2 separate regions of the Homo sapiens genome follow, and region 1 is linked to region 2. A link is a contact called in ENCODE Hi-C or POLR2A ChIA-PET data. All regions are on one chromosome and are shown on one strand. The core of a region is the stretch at or near the end of the contact, and the rest is flanking DNA. Distances in the headings are between cores, read along the strand shown. Region 1 overlaps TPRG1 (tumor protein p63 regulated 1). Region 2 holds the start of BCL6 (BCL6 transcription repressor).

Evidence for each region. Hi-C counts contacts between places; a loop is a spot of excess contacts on that map. ChIA-PET counts read pairs that join two places held with the same protein, here RNA polymerase II (POLR2A). Pooled maps may share reads with other maps.
Region 1: a loop to region 2 is called in a map of CD4-positive, alpha-beta T cell, with 8 times the contacts of the local background. The contact joins the enhancer-like site here to the promoter of BCL6 in region 2. A Hi-C loop is called at or near these places in 7 of 168 maps with a recorded cell type or tissue (CD4-positive, alpha-beta T cell, CD4-positive, alpha-beta memory T cell, CD8-positive, alpha-beta T cell and 2 more) and 10 of 50 pooled maps. POLR2A ChIA-PET finds 5 or more read pairs at or near these places in 5 of 52 experiments (CD4-positive, alpha-beta T cell, T-cell, activated CD4-positive, alpha-beta T cell and 2 more).

What each region holds. Positions count from the first base shown.
Region 1 is chr3:189,323,440-189,326,139 of GRCh38, reverse strand. TPRG1 (tumor protein p63 regulated 1) reads right to left here. Exons shown (of 6, transcript NM_198485.4): 6 at 836-2,700. Among named protein-coding and RNA genes, the nearest start is that of TPRG1-AS2, 84 kb to the right of the region's middle. RefSeq lists an enhancer at 875-2,074. Within about 2 kb of position 1,264, at least 6 of the 41 ENCODE cell types and tissues checked have a DNase peak (open chromatin) inside an H3K27ac peak, as active enhancers do; they include CD4-positive, alpha-beta T cell and CD8-positive, alpha-beta T cell, where a contact is called at or near this core.
Region 2 is chr3:187,744,079-187,746,778 of GRCh38, reverse strand. BCL6 (BCL6 transcription repressor) reads left to right here and starts at 1,311. Exons shown (of 10, transcript NM_001706.5): 1 at 1,311-1,369. It overlaps BCL6-AS1 (BCL6 antisense RNA 1), which reads right to left. Exons shown (of 2, transcript NR_173091.1): 2 at 753-1,535. RefSeq lists an enhancer at 1,673-2,198.

The DNA.
Region 1 (2,700 bases), core at 15-2,514, 1.6 Mb before region 2:
AATAAAGAACAACTCCATTCTAATTTGCACTGATTAATCTATATATGAACTGCCAAGACAAGTGTTGAATATAATATTTTAAAAGAAGTGTTTACCAAACAGAATAGTCTACAAAGAAGAGACAAGCTCGATAAGGACTCTGGATAATGCATCATATTTAAAAATGATTGTGCTCACTGGAGTTTTGTCTCTAAATACAAAAATAAAACTACTGTCACTACCTTTTAGGAGAGCACCTGCCTTTATAGAAAGTGTGAATATGTGAACTAGGAAATTAATTTATTTGGGATACCTTCAAAGGAATATCTAGCATCAAATCTATACATTTCCAAGGAGAGAGGTTTGGGTGCAATGTCCAGAAAAACCTTCTACTTGTTGCTGTTGCTCAGTAGTGGAATTAACTGCTTTAGAAAGCAAGGAGTTCTGGGCTCTTGGAATGTTCACACAGAAGCTGATTTTCCATCTGCTGTGCATGCTCTGGTTGAGGGCATTCCTGCAACCTCAACCAAAGGAGGCTAAACTACATGACCTTTAAGATCCTTTCTAATCTCAGATTCCGTGAAGAGTGCTCAGACAATATTAAAAAAGGAAAAGGAATTTCTGAGATGCATGGGGTAAGCATTATGGGCAGGACACGACAGACAAGTTGGTGGTTCAGAACACTTGATCTCAACGCATCCACAATATATCATGATCTGTCATATCTACCTTAAAAACGTAGGAGTTAATTAAACTGGGCTTGCAAATTCCATTTGGCTTCACTGAAAAGGGGACTGAGATATTTACTAAGAGCTTTTTAAAATCGAATATAAAATAGCACACGAGATACAAGGTCTAGGTTGAGAAGCAGTCTCATGACTTTATTCCTTATATTTCACATTGGCAGCAGGCCTGCAATGAAATATGGCTCATTTTTTTTGGTCTTGGGCTTTGAGGCTAAAGAGAGGGTTTAGCAGAGGATATCATAATTCCTTTTTGTGGATACAGAAGAACCCTAAGCAGTTGCCAAAATCAGGTAGAATAAGACAAGTATTGGTCCACTCTCAGTAACTCCAAGGCCTCAGAGTTTTTCCTTAGCTTCTGGGGAACTGGTATCTACAAGGAAATCAAGAGGCCTAGTCCCCTAACTGCTTTCGGAGCACGTTGTGGGAGGTGCAGACCAAAGGTGAGTTTACACATCAGTGACTAAAGTTTCCTGCCACTAAGCATAAGAAGTCACTCATGAGCAGCGTCCCTAAACCACAGCTACAGGATGTGGGCACAAGCCCTTGTATAATTGTTGGCCAAGAGCCAATGAGCATTCATCCCTGTGCAAATACCTTGGCTTTTTTATGTTGTTGTTAACCTTTGAAAACCACAGGCATTAGTCTCTCTCTTTCTTCCCCTTGGCACAAGTCATCTTCTTTTCTCCAACTTGGTCTCTTGTGTGTAAAGAATTTCTGAGGAGCTTTTAAGCCTAAATTTAATACCTTTGCCCTCCCCCTCTCCTGCCCCACAAAATGCCAGCAGAGGTGAAGCTGCCTTACAAAATATCTGCTGGCTCTGCCAGCTTCCGCAGCTTTGTTTGGGCTTTTTTTATCAGATAGGAAATCGGAGAGCTCTATAAGTGTCCTTAGCCTTTAAGAAAATGATGGCAATTTCTGGAAATTCTTCCCAAACGACTGTGCCCTATTGTTTTCTCATTTCAAAATTATCTCAACAACTACGATACATCAATTCAGATGGCATGTCTTTCCCATGGAATACAGATATTATATTGGAAAGAGCAGTGGGCTAGGGATAGAAATTGGAAAATGTAGTCTAATCTCAGTATTTCCAAAAGTTCACCATCTTCTTTTTGAGAAATGTCTTTCTAGTTTCTAGGCCTTTGCTTCATTTTCTGTGAAATAAAAGCACTGAATTGACATGGTTTTTCTGCCTTCTTATCCCCAGAACTCTACAAACTGGCTTCCTAAGAAGGTTTAAACAAAGGCTGAATAAAAAATGGACCTCAAGGCAAATGATTCAGAAGTGCCAACTTATAAGTGAGCTTCTCTTTTCTGCCTTAGATGACCTTAAGATGACCAAAGGTCAGGCCTCCAAACAGGCCCAATTGACCACCGAGGAGTGAGTCCTGGTGATTGTTTAAAAGTCCTCCTGTTGTGTTAAAACATCTATCTGCTTTGAACTTTCTCACCCTCAGAACTGCCTACGATGTATCAGAAGATAGTGAGGCATTTGTCAGTGGAGCTGTTCAAGCAGTTTCTGAAATAAAGCTTATCAGAGATTTTTCAAGTGGAAATTCCTGAATGAGATAAAGACCGAATAATGAAGACCTCCAACCATGACATTTTGGTTATGAAATGCTTTGTACTCTACTTAATGTATCTTGCGTCTACTCCTATTATCAATCAAACTCATCATGCCATTTGCTAAACTGTAGTGGTAAGTTCAAATGATAGTCTGATAAAAACTCCAAGTGTACACATAGGTCCCCTGGGTTGTGGCTCCCTGTTGAGCTTAAGGACAAAGATCCCAAGTAAGAACACCAAGTGTAAAATGAGAAAACCATAATCAGTAGGTCGATGGTAATGAAGAAACAATTTCTGGAGGAAATGTAGTTCCCTTGGATGTTTTCCCACCTTCTGCTGCAAAAGTCACATCACTCTCTAGGCAAATACTCAAAACTTTCTGTTTAATAAAAGAATTTAACCTCATTTC
Region 2 (2,700 bases), core at 62-2,561:
CTCCGGCTGATCTCTTAAACACAGACTGAAGAGATTTTTTTACAACGACCTTGAAACGAGCCTCGAAAACAAAAATCTCAAGACCTTAAGAGAAAACAAAACACAAACAGGTATTTGGCTCACAGAATTTTGTAGAAAACACACACATACCACCCCGCCACCCCCACCCTCCCCCCCACACACACGTTTCTTGCAACAAGAAATTTCCCAAGAGTCAACAATAACAGATTAAACCCACCACTTGCTGTCCTGGAAAGAAACAAACCAAACCAAAACAAATCCTTTGAACATTTCTCTGAAGTGCAGGAGAGACACACTTCAGCAAAAGTCCAAGGGGGAAAAAGAAAATTGCACCAAAGGAAAAAAAAAAAAAAAAAGTGGGGGCTGGGATTGTTACATATGGCCAAAAATTTAAGCTTCTTTCAATAGTATTAGTATTGAAATAATACATCTTTAAAACGCTTGAGGGATTAGATAGGGAAAGAAAAGGCACGTACAAAAAAATCCAACCGATGCCGATCCTGTGATTTACGTAACACCACAAACTTGCAAAAGGCAAAAAATCAGAAGCAAAAATCCATAAACCATCAAAATACAGAAACCAAAAATCCCAAGCCACCACACCAGAAAGAAAAAAACCCAGAACAACAGCAAAAACCCCTGTCCTAAATAAAAATAAAGCAAATGAACCCACCGAAAACTGCTTGGCAAATATTTTTCTCGTGGTGCCTAATATTCTAGTTGGAAAGAGCTGTGATGTTTATTTTATTTTATTTTTCTCTTACTCGCCTCTCTAACCCTACTATATATATAACATACTTTTCCCAGTGGTTCAAACCTCTCGCTCCCTTTTGTGCATTTAGCTCGATCTGCTGAGTTTATGGGTAAGAAAGAAGGAATTAGCCCCAGACCCCGGGAAAGCAAAGCGCACTCCCCCTCTTATGTCACCGAATAGCAAATTAGTTCTCAGAATTCCAGAGGCCGAGCTTTGCTACAGCGAAGGCGCCGACGTCACAGAGGAGGAGCCCACGTGATGGTGGCGGAGCAGGCCATACCATCGTCTTGGGCCCGGGGAGGGAGAGCCACCTTCAGGCCCCTCGAGCCTCGAACCGGAACCTCCAAATCCGAGACGCTCTGCTTATGAGGACCTCGAAATATGCCGGCCAGTGAAAAAATCTTGTGGCTTTGAGGGCTTTTGGTTGGCCAGGGGCAGTAAAAATCTCGGAGAGCTGACACCAAGTCCTCCCCTGCCACGTAGCAGTGGTAAAGTCCGAAGCTCAAATTCCGAGAATTGAGCTCTGTTGATTCTTAGAACTGGGGTTCTTAGAAGTGGTGATGCAAGAAGTTTCTAGGAAAGGCCGGACACCAGGTGATTATTGCTGTTGCTGCCGCCGCTGCTGCTGCTACTGCCGCCGCCGCCGCTGTTGCCGCTGGTGCCGCTGCCGCCGCCGCTGCTCATGATCATTATTTTACCTTTTAATTCTTTTTTTTTCCGCTCTTGCCAAATGCTTTGGCTCCAAGTTTTCTATGTGTATCTATTGATATAAATGTATATATTTATTTATTCTAGCTGTCAGGTGTTAAAATAAATGCCGAAGATTAGTCCCACGTCTCTCCCACCATAGGATATAGATTGTTATGTATTTATTATTATTATTGTTGTCTTTGAGTGAATCGGCCGGTTTGGGGAGGCTTTTGCCACCCTCCCTTGTGTTGTTTTGGTTTTTGGAAAGGAGGTGGAGGAGAGGAAGGAGGGGAATTAGGGGGCGGCCGGAGCAGAGAGGACGAGACAGTGCTTGGGGGGTGATTCGGGCTAGTCTGGGGGCTGTCTGGCCCCAGACCGCGGAGAGGACGCGCGCTCGCGCTCTCGCTCTTTCTGCTGCTGCTTGCGTACGGCTTGTGATCTCTCTGGATTCGTGCGGCTGTGTTTTTTCCCTCTTTTCTCGCTTGCAAACTGCTTTCCTTGCTCCGTCGCTCCTGGCCTCCGCTTCCCTCCCTCCTCTTTTTCCTCGCCTCTTCTTCCTTCCCTTCCCCTGTCCTTCTGGGTAACTCCGGGAGGCAAAAAGGGAGGCTGCCCGCTCGCTCGCCCCGCTGGCTCTCTTCCATCGGCCTCGGTCTTTTAGATTCCCTGCCTTCGAGCCGAACCGAGATTTGGAAGGAAAAAATGCAAGCGAACTCTTTGGGTTTTTGTTTTTGTTTTTTTGGTCATAAATCCAGATGAGATGAAGTATCGTGTCTACTATTTCCTTTCAGAGCCGTGATCTTCCTAATGAGAGCCGAGTGTTTTGGTGTTCCCTGCCCCTGTGTTTTGGGGAGCTTGGGGGCGGGGATGTTGAACACTTTGAAAATTATTCTTTCTTGGTTGTAGTCGAGGGAGTCGGGAACCTCCGCGCGCTCTCCCTGCTCATCCCGAGGAGAGAGACTGATGGCGGGACAGGGCTTCTTGGGGTGGGTGGGAAAGGGGTGCGCACTGCACCTGCGATGCCTTTCAGTGTGCGGGGGGACTCAGGGAACCTCGACAGGACAGCCTGGGAGAACGAGAAAGGTGGCGGGATTTCTGGCCGCTGCGGTGTTTGTATTTTGGGCGCTGCGTGACTCTGTGTTGGCTCCCAATGGCTGTTGCCTCCCTTTCCTAAATTTTATTTTATTTTTTCCCATGGTGCAAGCTCTGTAAAAAGGGAACTGCGGGCCTGAGCGTAG